Linked DNA regions of Homo sapiens: region 1 is linked to region 2. A link is a loop called in an ENCODE intact Hi-C map of the cell type or tissue named here. Cell type or tissue: CD4-positive, alpha-beta T cell. All regions are shown on one strand.

Region 1 (8,000 bases), 200 kb before region 2:
GGTGGGAATTGAACAATGAGATCACATGGACACAGGAAGGGGAATATCACACTCTGGGGACTGTGGTGGGGTGGGGGGAGGGGGGAGGGATAGCATTGGGAGATATACCTAATGCTAGATGACGAGTTAGTGGGTGCAGCGCACCAGCATGGCACATGTATACATATGTAACTAACCTGCACAATGTGCACATGTACCCTAAAACTTAAAGTATAATAAAAAAAAACAAATATAAAAATAGCAATTAGGCCAGGCGCAGTGGCTTACGCCTGTAATCCCAGCACTTTGGGAGGCCGAGGAGGATGGATCACTTGAGGTCAGGAGTTCGAGACCAGTTTGGTCAGCATGGTGAGACCCTGTCTCTACTAAAAATACAAAAATTAGCCAGGTGTGATGGGGGCTTCCTGTAGTCCCAGCTACTTGGGAGGCTGAGGCAGGAGAATCACTTGACCCTGGTGGCAGAGGTTGCAATGAGCCAAGATTGCACCACTGCACTCCAGCTTGGGCAACAGAGCAAGACTCCATCTCAGAAAAAAACTAATATGGTCTAACCTAGTACTAATAAGTATTGACTCTAAATAACAATAATAATGATTAATTTTGGAGGATTTGAAAATAAAGTGGAACTAAAATACAAATTGTCTATAACAATTACATGTGAGAGGAGAGGTCTCTTGATTTCTTAGGTCTTTATAGTTTTTGATAGATGGTATGCTTTGTTAAATGAAGTATGTAAGTAAACTTTAGGAATATCAGCAACTAAATAGAAAGAGTATATGCAATTTTTAAAGCAGAAAAGTGTAAAAATGGCAAGGAGAGAGACAAAGGAAAAAACCCTCTATTAAAGTGATATAAGGCAGAAAGAAGAAAAAGGAGCAAAGACAACAATGCTGGATACAAACCAGAAAAATATTGATAGGAATATTCTAATATAGTGATATTCACAGATTGGATTTATCAGTTAAAGAACAGAAACTGAGACTGATTTATATGATATCTAGCTATATGCCATTTATAAGAGGCACAACTGTAATGACACAGAAAGTTTGAGAGTGAAGAAATGAAAAAAGGCATACTTGGAAAAAACAAACTACGACTAACGTGGTAGAGCAATATTAATTTCACACCAAACAGACTTTCAGGCAAAATCTGTATCAGAGATTGTGGAGATAGAATTAATTTACAGCTGGAAAGGAAAACCATCATGTTTATCTCTGGGGATGATTGGCTGTCTGGTTTTTGACTTTTGGTCAAGATAAGGGCAGTGGAATTTGTGATGTGTCGTTTAAGGTCCAAAACTCCTGTAGCGACTCTCAAGGTCAGTTTCTTTACCAATGAATTCCAGCTGGCTTAACTGGTGTGACAAGCTGGTTTGATTGTGGCCAGAAGGACTTAAAGCCCCCCTACTGAAAACTTCTCTTTGAGTTCTTCTGAAACTAAAATTCCTTGCACACATCTTGGTGGTTAAAGTTGGGCCCTGAGGAGCTTGCCTGCAATCACTTTCTCTTGCTACACTGTGTTCTTTGTCTTTAAAAGGCCTACAGGCATATATAGATGCTCCTCAATTTATGATAGGGTTATGTCCCAATAAACCTATTTTAAGTTTAAAATATTCTATGTTGAAAATGCATTTACTATACCTAACCTACCAAACATCATAGCTTAGTCTAGCCTACCTTAAATGTACTCAGAACACTTACTAATGCCTACAGTTGGGCAAAATAATCTAATATGAAGCCTATTTTATAAGAAAGTGTTAAAAATCTCATGTAACATTAAACACTGTATTGAAAGTAAGAAACAGAATACTGTATTGAAAGAAAGAAACTTACTAACACCTACAGTTGGGCAAAATAATCTAATATGAAGCCTTTTTGTAAGAAAGTGTTAAAAATCTCATGTAACTTATTAAATACTGTATTTAAAGTAAGAAACAGTATGGGTACTCAAAGTACAGTTTCTACTGAAAGTGTATCACTTTCACACCATCCATAAAGTAAAAAAAAATATTAAGTTGAACCATTGTAAGTCAGGAGCCATCTGTATTCTGGGAAGTCTGGTGAGTCCTTTCAAATATCCAAACTGGAGCAAACTTTGCAGAGGTAAAAAGGGTCAAAATATAATGAAAAAATAATATTTTACCTGGATGATGTAGCAATTACACAACCTATATGTGCCTAGAAATATAATCTTAACATACATAAGGCAGGCCAGGCGCGGTGGCTCACGCCTGTAATCCCAGCACTTTGGGAGGCCAAGGCGGGTGGATCACGAGGTCAGGAGATCGAGACCATCCTGGCTAACACGGTGAAACGCCATCTGTACTAAAAATACAAAAAAAAAATTAGCCGGGCGTAGTGGCGGGCGCCTGTAGTCCCAGCTACTCGGGAGGCTGAGGCAGGAGAACGGCATGAACCCGGGAGGCGGAGCTTGCAGTGAGCTGAGATTGCGCCACTGCACTCCAGCCTGGGCGACAAAGCGAGATTCTGTCTCAAAAAAAAAAAAAAAAAATACATAAGGCAAAAATATAGAAGAATTACTCAGAGGACAAATCTATAATCACTCCCCCTAGAAACTGTTAAATCAAGTACATTAAAATTAGTTAACATAGTTACATGGCGGAGTTGCATACATGTTCGCCAATAATCTGTTCTCTCTCTTTCTTTCGCGTCTCACTCTGTTGCCCAGGCTGGAGTGTAGTGGCGTGATCTCGGCTCACTGCAACCTCCACTTCCTGGATTCAAGTGATTCTCTTGCCTTAACCTCCCCAAGTAGCTGGGATTACAGGTGCACGCCACCACACCTGACCAATTTTTGTATTTTTAGTAGAGACGGGGTTTCACCATGTTGGCCAGGCTGGTCTCCAACTATTGACCTCAGGTGATCCACCAGCCTTGGCCTCCCAAAGTCCTGAAATTACAGGCGTAAGTAGTGTAGGGTTGTGGCTGGGAAAATTATGTAGTTTTTCTGCTCCTATGTTCACTTCTTGTGACTGTCTCTGCTTCCACAGCCAAGGCATGGGAAGATGGGGGAAAAAAAAAAAGCAACATATATTTCCCCCATGCTTTTGGGACCCAAGTCCTGGCCAGAGAGAAGAGCTCTCTTCCCTTAGAGTTTCAGGTGCTTGCACAGCTGCCACTGCCTCTATGTCTGTTGCTCCAGGGGATTGCCTGGGGGCAGCAATAAGAGAGAACAGAAAAGAACACCCCAAGGGATTTTCTTCACTCTGATCCTTAAAGGCTCCCTTTTCTGCTTTTTGGACCAGAATGAGAGGACTTCTCTTGCAGCTCTTTCTATTTGCACCTACTGTGGAGTTCTGGGTTTTGGGATGCTTTTGAATCTAAGGCCAGAAAATAGCGGGAGAGGAGGACAAAACTCACCAGTGGATTGATCTTACATTGAGTTCTGTTTTGTCTCTCAAACCAGTCTGCTATTATTTACTTTTTAGAGTCCCTAGATAACTGCTCCCTGCCTTCTGTGCAGGGTTTTTAGTTGCTTCATTGAATGAGGCAGGGTGCATCTTACTTCATCTTAACTGCAACCACCCACTGGAATCATTATCTTTTAATTGAAAATCAGTGGTTTTACATTTTGTTCTTCCAGAGTGCATTTAACATGAGCCCAAGGCATCTCTTCTTTCCTTAGCTTTTTCAATCTTCCATCAGGAATAAACATGAGATGATTTTTAAAAATTTACTAACTACACATATTCTTTTTCTTGTATATGGGCACAAGATACTAGAAGGAGAGGAAATCACTACCTCAGTGAACATGCATGTACTTCAAGACCTATTTGGAGTTTTTAAGAAAAGATTTCTTCACTCATTGCACCTAGGCTTTCAAATGGAAAAGAATAGCCTGAAATGCATTAGAGCAGCAAGTTTCTCATGTGAAACTTCATTTCCTGGCAGCCTCTTTCTGAAGAGACCAAGCAACATCCTGTGTTGCTCTGAAAGCATGGGGCAGCCACCCTAGGCTGTCAACCCAGCCAGGCTCCACTTCAAAGACTGACTACAGTGCTAGTTCAGCACTTAGCAATTAACATTGCACAGACGACATGGCTGACCTTTATTTTGAAAGTGTTTTTTACAGTTTCAGAATGTATCTAGAGAAAGAGCTTATAATATATTCTTCAGTTAAAAGCAACAAAGAGAAAACTTGCTTCTCATTTCCAACAGGGAATGACTCTTGTGTATAAAAAATTCAAAATTCAATAAACAACTATAAGGCATTTTTCGTATGTACACAACCACAATAAAAACACTGTCTTGAATTTGGCACAGCATAATTTCTTGAGAACAAAGAGCCATTATTATCACCATCACCACTACCACCACAACAAGGCAGGGGGCCAAGGAAGGGGAAGACAGAGAAAGAGAGACAGAGAGAGAGAGAATGTAATTTAGTTGATTGGGCCTTTTATGGTTTGAGAAATGATCATTAATTGCAGTTTGTTCTTAAAACAGTAGATGGCTCCTTAGACCTGAAATAGTTGAGAATATATATATATATATATATATATATATTTTTTTTTTTTTTTTTTTGAGATGGAGTCTTGCTCAGTTGCCCAGGCTGGAGTGCAGTGGCGCGATCTCGGCTCACTGCAAGCTCTGCCTCCTGGGTTCACGCCATTCTCCTGTCTCAGCCTCCCGAGTCACGCCCACCACCACGCCTGGCTAATTTTTTTTGTATTTTTAGTAAAGACGGGATTTCACCATGTTAGCCAGGATAGTCTCGATCTCCTGACCTCATGATTTGCTCACCTCGGCCTCCCAAAGTGCTGGGATTACAGATGTGAGCCACCGCGCCCGGCCGAGAATGATATTTTTGTAAGGACAGTGTAGAAATATAATTCAAATAGGGAAATCTGGTGCTGGGTCCTTTTACTAGAAAGGGAATCTATTGTACATTATGAGGTCAGGCAGTCAGAAATGTATTATCAGAACTTCCCAGAATTGGTGTTGTTGAGGGTGATTCAATGATAAAGAGTCATAAAATCCAATTTTGTTACCCTTTTGCCGTGGGATCTAGCATAACATTGTTGGTATTCTTGCCATGGTTGCAATTGTCTCTAGGGTCAGGAGATGCTTCAGTAAGCGCAGAACTCACTAGCCGTAACAGATGAAATAGGAAGAATTGCCACTAAATGAGCTCTTTTGAAAGAGTTGGAGTTATTTTCTGTTTTGGGAATGAGAAATAAGAGTATAGAATTTGGCAATATTAGCAAGATGAAACTTCCTCATGACACCATAAATTTATTCTAAATAAAAATGGAGAGGTTGAACAGAGATCTTTGGTTTTAATGCAAATGCCAGAGAATTACTTTGCAACAGAAGCTTGGGAAGCACTAGTTTGTAACCTTTTTGATGAGGGAATCAATATACTTGGAGGTGAAAGATTCATGCACACTTAGAAATAAGCAGCTGGGCCTCTGGAAGAACAGGAATGGGAAGTTGGGTCTACAGTCAAAGCAATAGGAGTGTCCTGCCCTTAATTTGACTCATTTAGCCTTTGCCCATCTGCTTCTATTTTGATAAGAAATATCTCCTTGATCCTCTGCTCTAATTTTTTAAATCTTCCTCCTAACTTCTGCTTACTCATAGTTTTGTTTCCCTCGTAATTTCTGTTTGAACATGGTCTGTCGTGGTTTTCTTGCTCAATTTCTACATTAGATCATCTCACTTCTGCTTCATTTTGTTGACCTCACCTTTCCTTTGTTATTTCCTTGGTTAAAATTCCTGAGGAAGAGAAATTGATGAGCTGATCTCAATTCTTGTCCCAGGACTCCCAGGACACATTGTATTTTGTTGGCAATTTTTGGTTTAACATTCTTTTGGGTCAGGTGTCCTCCCATATATCTGGCAAGGCTGGAAAGGATATAAAGCATGTTTGCATAAGTCCAGCTTCTTCTGCATGGTGAGGGACAGGGTAGAGGACCTAGAACCAGAAATTGGTTTATTTAGAACTATGGTGACCACATGTCCAAGTTTTTCTGGAAGATTCACAATTTCAATATGCTGTCTTGCATCCAGTGTAGTTTAGTATTTGTCTCAGGCTTTTCATTTTTTAATAAAATTTAAAAAATTAATACTTGTGGTGGTGGACATGGATATACATTGCCAAAATCTACCTTTCAGGAAGGATTTGCTTTCTAGCTGGTGGAGTGCAGTCAACAGAAACCTCCAGCTGTCAGCTTCTTTGGGATTTGCTTGAGCTGCAGTGAACTGCATTGTCGAAGGTCATATCTTTTCCAAGCCAGCCTGTGTCTGGTGACTGACTGAGGTGGGGGAATAAAGTCCTGGCCATTTCACCCTAATGGGGGAGGTCCCTGTATTAGTTTGTTTTCATACTGCTGTAAAGAAATACCAGAAACCAGTTTACTTATAAGAAAAGGGGTTTAATTGACTCACAGCTTCACAGACTATAAAGGAAGCATGGCTTGGGAAGCCCCAGGAAACTCACAATCATGGCTGGTGTTGAGTCCCTGTAGCTTTTCCAGGTGCACAGAGAAAGCTTCTCACGGATCTACAATTCTGGGGTCTGGAGGACGGTGACCCTCTTCTTGCAGTTCCACTAGGCAGTGCTCCAGTGGGGACTCTGAGTGGGGTCTCCAACCACACATTTCCCCTGCACATTGCCCTAGTAGAGGTTCTCCATGAGAGCTTTGCTCCTGCAGCAGACTTCTGCCTGGACATGCATTTCCATACATCCTCTGAAATCTAGGTGGAGGCTCACAAACCTCAACTCTTGCCCTCTGCACACCTGCAGGTTTAACACCATGTGGAAGCAGCCAAAGCTGATAGTTTGCATCCTCTGGAACAGTGGCCTGAGACATATTTGGGACCCTTTTAGCCATAGCTGGAGCTGGAGCAACTGGGATGCAGGGAGCAGTGTCCTGAGGTTAGGACCCTAACTCAGGGCAGCAGGGCCCTGGACTCAGTCCACAAAACCATTCTTCCCTCCTAGGCCTCTGGGCCTGTGATGGTAGGGGCTGCCAGGAAGGTCTCTGAAATACCTTTGAGGCATTTTCCCCAGTGTCTTGGCTATTAACATTCAGCTCCTCTTTATGCAAATTTTTGCAGCTGGCTTGAATTTTTCTCCAGAAGGTGGGTTTTTCTTTTCTACCACATGGTCAGGCTGCAAATTTTCTAAACTTTTATGCTATGTTTTTCTTTTAAATATTAGTTCTAGTTTCAGATCATCTCTTTGCTCATGCATATGACCAAATGCTGTTAGAAGCAGCCAGGCTACTTCCTGAATGCTTTGCTGCTTAGAAATTTCTTTTGCCAGATACCTTCAATCATCACTCTCAAGTTCAATATTCCATGGATCCCTAGGGTAGGGTACAATGCTGCCAGTCTCTTTGCTAATGCATAACAAAAGTGACTTTTGCTCCAGTTCCCAATAAGTTCCTCATCTTCATCTGAGACCCCCTCAGCCTGGACTTCATTGTCCATATCACTATCAGCACTTTTGGTCACAACAATTTAGCAAGTCTCTAGGAAGTTCCAAACTTTCCCTCATCTTCCTGTCTTCTTCTGAGCTCTCCAAACTGTTCCAACCTCTGCCCATTACCCAGTTCCAAAGCTGCTTCCACATTTTCAGTTATCTTTATAGCAATGCCTCACTCCCAGTAACAATTTTCTGTATTAGTCTGTTCTCGCACTGCTATAAAGAAATGGCTGAAACTGAGTAATTTTTAAGAAAAAAGGTTTAATTGACCACAGCTCTGCAAGCTGTACAGGAAGCATGCCTGGGGAGGCCTCAGGAAACTCACAATCATGACAGAAGGGGAAGGGGAAGCAGGCATGTCTTACATGGCTGGAGAAGAAGGAAGAGAGAGAAGCAGGGGTACTTTGCACTTTTAAACAAGCAGATCTTGTGATAACTCACTCAACACCACAAGAACAGCAAGGGGAAAATCTGCCCCTGTGATCTCCCACCAGGCCCCTCCAACACTGGGGATTACAATTTGACATGAGATTTGGGCAGGGACCACA
Region 2 (8,000 bases):
GATAGGGCTCATTTAGGGGCCATATTTGGAGATTAGCTACCAAGGACGTGGGTTTCTCATTATAGTTTAGCAGGTTGGGATTAGAACTAATGTCAAATTAAAATGGAGATTTAGTGAAAAACAAGCCACAGATTAATAGAATAGGTGTATTTAACCTTGTAATGATACTTATATAGTGATTTCCTATAGTCCCTGAAATGATTTTGTGTTCCCAGTTGATCCACACAACGTGTTTCCAGGGAATTAAGCAATCTAGATCCAATAATCTAGACATTTCAGACCTGGAAATGACCCATATGTGTTTTTAGTTTCCTTTTAACACTTATAGATGAGGGAAATAGGGTTCAGAGAAGTTAGGGTAACATGTTCAAGGTAATTAGTATAAGGAGTTTGTAGCAGGACCAAAAATAGTACTCAAGACTCTTTCAGCGTTCTTTCCCTTATGTTTTATTTTATTATAAATCAGCTTCAGTGAGTAATAGTGCATCTACTCTAGGAAGATGTTTGTATTCATGTAAGTTTAGTAATATTGGAAGTGGTGTGGGTGGTAACTCTTATTACTTAGTAAGTAGGGTGTAAGTTTTTTACACCCTACTTTTTTTGTAAACTATTTGCAATGTTTTTTAAATGACCTATCCCTTAGAAATACTATATGCATTGCTTCATTTCACTTGGTAATATGTTTCAGGGAATAAAATAAAGTTTTAACATATGTTTTGTGGTTGAAAAACCAGGGATCAACTTGTTTCACAAAACTGAGTCTAGAAGCTGGCTGGGAATGATTTTTGGGTCCCAGTTCGTGGTCCACCACTGGGTGGTGAGTGTTGGAACTGCCAAAGAAACATAGGGATGCTTGGTACATGGGATGAGAAATAATTGGAACATACCTGGCATGATACTTCTAAGAAATCTATTCTGGTTTTTGGAATACAAATATATTAATTTATTCTAAAACTTTCCTAGGAGATATGATGCAGATGTTATAGAGGGTGCTTGGGCCCTAAGTGAGTTCCATGGTTCTCATGGAGTTCAGATGCTATTCATTGGCATACCCCAGATTCAGAGCTTGAAGTGGAACTGAGCTATTGAGCTCAACTACTCATCAGGAATTCTGTTGGTCTGGCAGGAGATAAACCTGGATGATTACCAGAAGCAGCTGTGGGCCAGATGGGACTGGCAATGCTTGCTGCAGCCTAATTCCCAAGAACTTCAGTGCTCAAGAAGAAAGGCATATGCTTTGTCCCCCTGCTGCCTCCACCCCAGACCAAGCTAATTCCACCCTTCATTCCCTTCTCTGTTCTCTGTCTTCTCCTCCCACTCAAACTTCACTCAGCATCAGCGCCAACTTAAGAGTTCCTTTGCAGCTTTCTCTGGCAACTCTGTTCTGCACTCTCAAATCTATTTCACCTGTTAGATTTTTTTCAAAATAGCATCAAAAAGTGAGTGTATTTAATCATACTCAGCTCATAATAGAGAAAATTGGTGAATAGATTAATAATTCATGCTCCAGCATTAACTGGCAACAGAGAAAGTTGGTCACAGGAAGGCAGAAGAACCTCATTTTCTTTCTTTTTTTTATTATTATTATACTTTAAGTTTTAGGGTACATGTGCACGATGTGCAGGTTAGTTACATATGTATACATGTGCCATGCTGGTGTCCTGCACCCATAAACTCGTCATTTAGCATTAGGTATATCTCCTAATGCTATCCTTCCCCCCTCCCCCCACCCCACAACAGTCCCCAGAGTGTGATGTTGCCCTTCCTGTGTCCATGTGTTCTCATTGTTCAATTCCTATCTATGAGTGAGAACATGTGGTGTTTGGTTTTTTGTCCTTGAGATAGTTTACTGATAATGATGATTTCCAATTTCATCCATGTCCCTACAAAGGACATGAACTCATCATTTTTTATGGCTGCATAGTATTCCATGGTGTATATGTGCCACATTTTCTTAATCCAGTCTATCATTGTTGGACATTTGGGTTGGTTCCAAGTCTTTGCTATTGTGAATAGTGCCACATAAACATACGTGTGCATGTGTCTTTATAGCAGCATGATTTATAGTCCTTTGGGTATATACCCAGTCATGGGATGACTGGGTCAAATGGTATTTCTAGTTCTAGATCCCTGAGGAATCACCACACTGACTTCCACAATGGTTGAACTAGTTTACAGTCCCGCCAACAGTGTAAAAGTGTTCCTATTTCTCCACATCCTCTCCAGCACCTGTTGTTTCCTGACTTTTTCATGATTGCCATTCTAACTGGTGTGAGATGGTATCTCATTGTGGTTTTGATTTGCATTTCTCTGATGGCCAGTGATGCTGAGCATTTTTTCATGTGTTTTTTGGCTGCATAAATGTCTTCTTTTGAGAAGTGTCTGTTCATATCCTTTGCCCACTTTTTGATGGGGTTGTTTGTTTTTTTCTCATAAATTTGTTTGAGTTCATTGTAGATTCTGGATATTAGCCCTTTGTCAGATGAGTAGGTTGCGAAAATTTTCTCCCATTTTGTAGGTTGCCTGTTCACGCTGGTGGTAGTTTCTTTTGCTGTGCAGAAGCTCTTTAGTTTAATTAGATCCCATTTGTCAATTTTGGCTTTTGTTGCCATTGCTTTTGGTGTTTTAGACATGAAGTCCTTGCCCATGCCTATGTCCTGAATGGTAATGCCTAGGTTTTCTTCTAGGGTTTTTATGGTTTTAGGTCTAACATGTAAGTCTTTAATCCATCTTGAATTAATTTTTGTATAAGGTGTAAGGAAGGGATCCAGTTTCAGCTTTCTACATATGGCTAGCCAGTTTTCCCAGCACCGTTTATTAAATAGGGAATCCTTTCCCCATAGCTTGTTTTTCTCAGGTTTATCAAAGATCAGATAGTTGTAGATATGCAGTGTTATTTCTGAGGGCTCTGTTCTGTTCCATTGATCTGTATCTCTGTTTTGGTACCAGTACCATGCTGTTTTGGTTACTGTAGCCTTGTAGTATAGTTTGAAGTCAGGTAGCGTGATGCCTCCGGCTTTGTTCTTTTGGCTTAGGATTGACTTGGCGATGCGGGCTCTTTTTTGGTTCCATATGAACTTGAAAGTAGTTTTTTCCAATTCTGTGAAGAAAGTCATTGGTAGCTTGATGGGGATGGCATTGAATCTATAAATTACCTTGGGCAGTATGGCCATTTTCACGATATTGATTCTTCCTACCCATGAGCATGGAACATTCTTCCATTTGTTTGTATCCTCTTTTATTTCATTGAGCAGTGGTTTGTAGTTCTCCTTGAAGAGGTCCTTCACATCCCTTGTAAGTTGGATTCCTAGGTATTTTATTCTCTTTGAAGCAATTGTGAATGGGAGTTCACTCATGATTTGGCTCTCTGTTTGTCTGTTATTGGTGTACAAGAATGCTTGTGATTTTTGTACATTGATTTTGTATCCTGAGACTTTGCTGAAGTTGCTTATCAGCTTAAGGAGATTTTGGGCTGAGACAATGGGGTTTTCTAGATATACAATCATGTCGTCTGCAAACAGGGACAATTTGACTTCCTCTTTTCCTAATTGAATACCCTTTATTTCCTTCTCCTGCCTAATTGCCCTGGCCAGAACTTCCAACACTATGTTGAATAGGAGTGGTGAGAGAGGGCATCCCTGTCTTGTCCCAGTTTCTGTGACTGGCTTATTTCACTTAGCATAACATCCTCAAGGTTTATCCATGCTGTACCATATGACAGTATTTTCTTCTTTCTAAAAGGCTAAATACTATTCCATTATATATTTATACCATCTTTTCTTTATCCATTCATCAATTGTCAGTGGACAATTAGATTGTTTCCATCTCTTGCTTACTGTGCATAATGCCACAATGAACATGGGAGTTCAAGCATCTCTTGCTGCCTTCAAAATTTTCTCTTTGTCTTTGACTTTTGACAGTTTGATTATAATGTGTCTTAGTGTGATCTTCTTTGGGTTCATCCATGATGGACTCTGTTGGCCTTTGTGAATCTATATGTCCATTTTCTTTCTTAGATTTGGGAAGTTTTGGGCCATTATTTCTTCTACTTCTTTCTTTCTCTCTTTTCCTTCTGAGACCCTATAATGTATATATTGGTGTGCTTGCTAGTGACTCATAGTCCTTGGCTTTCTTCCCTCTTCTTCATTCATTTTTCTTTGTGTTCCTCTGATAGGATAATTTTAAATGACTTGTCTTTGAGTTCACTGATTCTTTCTCCTGCTTTCTTCTGCTTCAAATCACTCTAGTGAATTTTTAAAGTCAGTTATTTTGTTCTTCAGCTCCAAATTTTTTATGTTTGTTACTTTGTAGTGTTTTCTATCTCTTTGCTGTTTTCCTGAGCTCATGGGGCATCCTTATGAAGATCATTTTGAATTCCTTGATAATTCATATACCTGGGTTTCATTAAAGTCGGTTTCTAGAGATTTATTTTATTCCTTTGGTTAGGCCGTGTTTCCCTGTGTCTTTAGATGCCTTGTTACTTTGTGTTTGGATGCACACATTTGAAAAAAGAACTACCTCCCCCAGTATTTACTGGCTTCATACGGGGACCTTCACAAATCCGACTGGCTAGTGATTCTGGTGACTTCTCAAAGATTTTTTGGTAATGTGTCTTCTCCAGACTTATGCATGTAAATTCTTAATGACCAGTTTTCTTTTTTCTGAAGCTCATTATCTCGTCCTCCCTCTGGTGTTTGTCTGGAGTACTACAGGTTCTCTGGAGCTGCCATTGGCCACCCAGGTTTTATTCTTAGTGGCACCCTGTCAGGGTCCCAATAGCATTCTTAGTCAGGTTAGGCAGAAATTCATTACTCAGGCAGATGCTGGAGAAGCTGGAACATTGGACACATGTTCCACTCCCTCCTTTCCCCCTGAGGGGAGAAGCTGCCAAGTTGCATCAGCCTCTGTCCTCTGCACCATAGGTCCTTGGAGCAGCAGTAAGCTACTCGGCTGTTTTTTGTTCTTAGTGATTCCCAGGCATCTAAAATATGCTGCAACCCACAAGTACCCAAAACGGATGAAACAGAAGCCAGACCCGCAGGCAGCCCTCTGAAAAGCTGGAAATGTCGGATAGAGACAGCAACTCTTTTTCCTCCCCAGCAGGAAGTCAGGAGTTAGGAGTTTTCTCCCACTTGTGCTGTGCTGAACTGGGGGTAGGGGAGGATGGCAGGTGAGTTTGTTACAATTCTTACCATCACCTTTGTTCTTAGTGGGTCCCAACTTGGTGCTGTTTCTTGTCCATGCTCATATTCATGTAAGACAGAAACCAGTCCCTTGGGTAGCCCCACAAAATGTCTGAATATTAGGCCTATGTTCCAGTCTTCTCTTTCCCTCCCTCAGGAAGAAGCTGGGAGTTGAGAATTACCTCAGGATCACTCTGGGCTATGCTGGGGATATGGGCTCTGTTGAGTGAGTGCCACAAATTTTCCTGTTGGTCAATGTGACTGGTTTCATGCTTCCCCAGGGTGCAGGAGCCTCTGACCTAGTTTCTGGATTTCTCACAAAGGGGTCTGGTCCATGTGTTGTTGTTGAATCATTGTCTGTAGGGGGAAAGAATGGTTTGGAGCTTCCTATTGTGCCATATTGCTGATGTCGTCCCCCAAGGAGGAGTGTTAATGCATAAATGACTTAGAACAGTTCCTAGGATTTAATAAGCACGCAACAAATCTTAGCTACTTTTATTCTTCTGCCTTAAGAAGGCTGAATATTTTTCTTATATGCCCTATTACTTATGTTACTTTGAAAACTGTTAAAATAATGTAATGAGAATTATAGTGTTAATAAAAAAAATCCTGATATGTTGACTACAACTTCAAAAGAGAAAACAGAAGAACTAAAGTGAAACCATATTTGTTTCTTTTGAATAACTAACACACTAGTCAGTATAATTACTGGTTCTTTTAAGATTGACATGAGAAGCATTGATGGGCAGTAAGTAAACATCAGTGCTGCTTTATGACAGTTTCTGAACAGCAGAAATTTCTGTGGTCTACAACTACTGTGATCCAGAAGGAATTAGACTAACAAAACTCGTAAGACAAATAAATAATACCATTAAACCAGAACCTCTTGGCAAGCTATAAGAGAGTCAGTTTTTTTGTTTTTTTTTTTTTTTGAGATGGAGTCTCGCTCTGTCACCCAGGCTGGAGTGCAGTGGTGCAGTCTCAGCTCACTACAACCTCCACCTCACAGGTTCAAGCAATTTTCATGCCTCAGCCTCCTGAGTAGCTGGGACTACAGGTGCATGCCACCACGCCCGACTAGTTCTTGTATTTTTAGTAGAGATGGAGTTTCACCAGGTTGGCCAGGCTGGTCTTGAACTCCTGACCTCAGGTGATCCACCTGCCTTGGCCTCCCAAAGTGCTGAGATTATAGGCATGAGCCACTGTGCCCGGCCTAGAGTCAGTTCTTATTGAAGTTACTTAAAATGCCACTGGACTTCTATGGTAAGTCAGGCACTACCTGGTTTCAAATCTTTGTTTAGAAAGGCTTTGTAGATGGCAATAGTGGGCATATATAGTCATATTCCTCTGTAGATATAATATATGTCATTATAGCAATTTCTGAAGCATTGCTATGGTTAAGACACTATATCTGAACTGGAGTACTTTTGAGAGTAATAGGGGGCCAGGATAACAGGTCTAGAGCACCCCAGAACTTATAGTCACCCTATGATCACCAAGAAACATCAAATCCATTCATGGTAGAAGGAAGATGTTAAAGCCTATGAGATTGCCCCTCTCTTGGCTCTCATCTGAAGGCTTCTCCATTTTGGCCCTGTTTTCCTATGTGTCTGGACATTTATACACATCTGGCAGTGGCTGGTTGCCTAAGGCCATAGATAAGTACAGTTCTTGACTTTGGGCATGGGTTAAAAAACGATTGTAGCAGCTCTATGGAGTTAAAAATTAAATATACTTTTCTCTGAAGGGAAATAAATATTACATGAAGGATGTCTTTACCTTCAACTGTAATGAAGAATGTGTTAGCTATATTTATGTCTATATTTCTATTTATATATCTATCTGATCATCTATTTTTTCTCTTGGCCTGATATGGTTTGGCTGTGCCCCACCCAAATCTCAACTTGAATTGTATCTCCCAGAATTCTCACCTTTTGTGGGAGGGACCCAGGGGGAGGTAATTGAATCATGGGGGCTGGTCTTTCCTGTGCTATTCTCATGATAGTGAATAAGTCTCATGAGATCTGATGGGTTTATCAGGGGTTTCCACTTTGCTTCTTCCTCATTCTTCTCTTGCTGCCGCCACATAAGAGGTGCCTTTTGCCTCCCACCATGGTTCTGAGGCCTCCCCAGCCATGTGGAACTGTAAGTCCAATTGAACCTCTTTTTGTTCCCAGTTTTGGGTGTCTTTATCATCAGTGTGAAAATGAACTAATACGTGGTCCAAACATTTTAGAATTTCTTCTTGAGCCCTGCACTCTCTCACTAATTAGAAAACTATTCTTTGGTGATAATCTAAAGAGAAATCAAAAGTGAGCAACACAGTAATGGGGAAGACCATGTTAGAGGCTTTTTCCCCAAAATTTTTCTGTGATGTGACATTGATAGCACTTAATCACTTGAAAAAAAGTTCCAAAATCTCCCTGGAGCCTCTTAGGATGCTTTTATTTAAAACTAGTAGCTTCTGGAACATTTTCCATGGTTCAGCTCCCATGGGTTCCTATGTGTAGTGCAGAGCTTGAGAAATATGTCAATACTTCCCTTAAGTCAGAAATTAGTTTAGCTTCTTGAGGTCACAGACCAGATGTACTGTTGTAGTTATATGAGATTGTAACTTCTCTGCATGGTTAATGCTCCTGTTTTTAATTTTTGGAAAACAGATTCTTTGGTTGCTGCTATTCCACACCCGACATGCTGAGTCCTGCTTTTCCTTCTTCACTGTTTAAAACAGGGTGATGTTTTTCTGCATTACACAAGTGACCTTGAAATGGAGACACTGATCTCAGGGGTTTAGGTCCTGTGCATTTTCTCCTGTTA

What was found. Hi-C counts contacts between places; a loop is a spot of excess contacts. Peaks named below come from ENCODE experiments on the same cell type or tissue, not always from the same donor. Only the 100,000 strongest peaks of a DNase experiment are listed, where the experiment ranks them.
Region 1: it touches region 2 in a loop (4-fold over the local background); 5 of 110 quality-filtered maps call a loop at or near these places.

The regions. Positions count from the first base shown.
Region 1 is chr5:131,065,439-131,073,438 of GRCh38, reverse strand. It overlaps LOC105379172 (a long non-coding RNA gene), which reads right to left. Exons shown (of 5, transcript XR_007058928.1): 5 at 4,889-5,178. Among named protein-coding and RNA genes, the nearest start is that of HINT1, 96 kb to the left of the region's middle. In CD4-positive, alpha-beta T cell, a CTCF peak has its summit at 4,424; DNase peaks (open chromatin) are centred at 3,968 and 4,348; H3K4me3 peaks cover 472 bases; H3K27ac peaks cover 2,531 bases.
Region 2 is chr5:130,868,379-130,876,378 of GRCh38, reverse strand. It overlaps LOC107986449 (a long non-coding RNA gene), which reads left to right and starts at 4,952. Exons shown (of 4, transcript XR_001742881.1): 1 at 4,952-5,170. In CD4-positive, alpha-beta T cell, CTCF peaks have their summits at 4,506 and 4,707 (motif pointing left); a DNase peak (open chromatin) is centred at 4,698.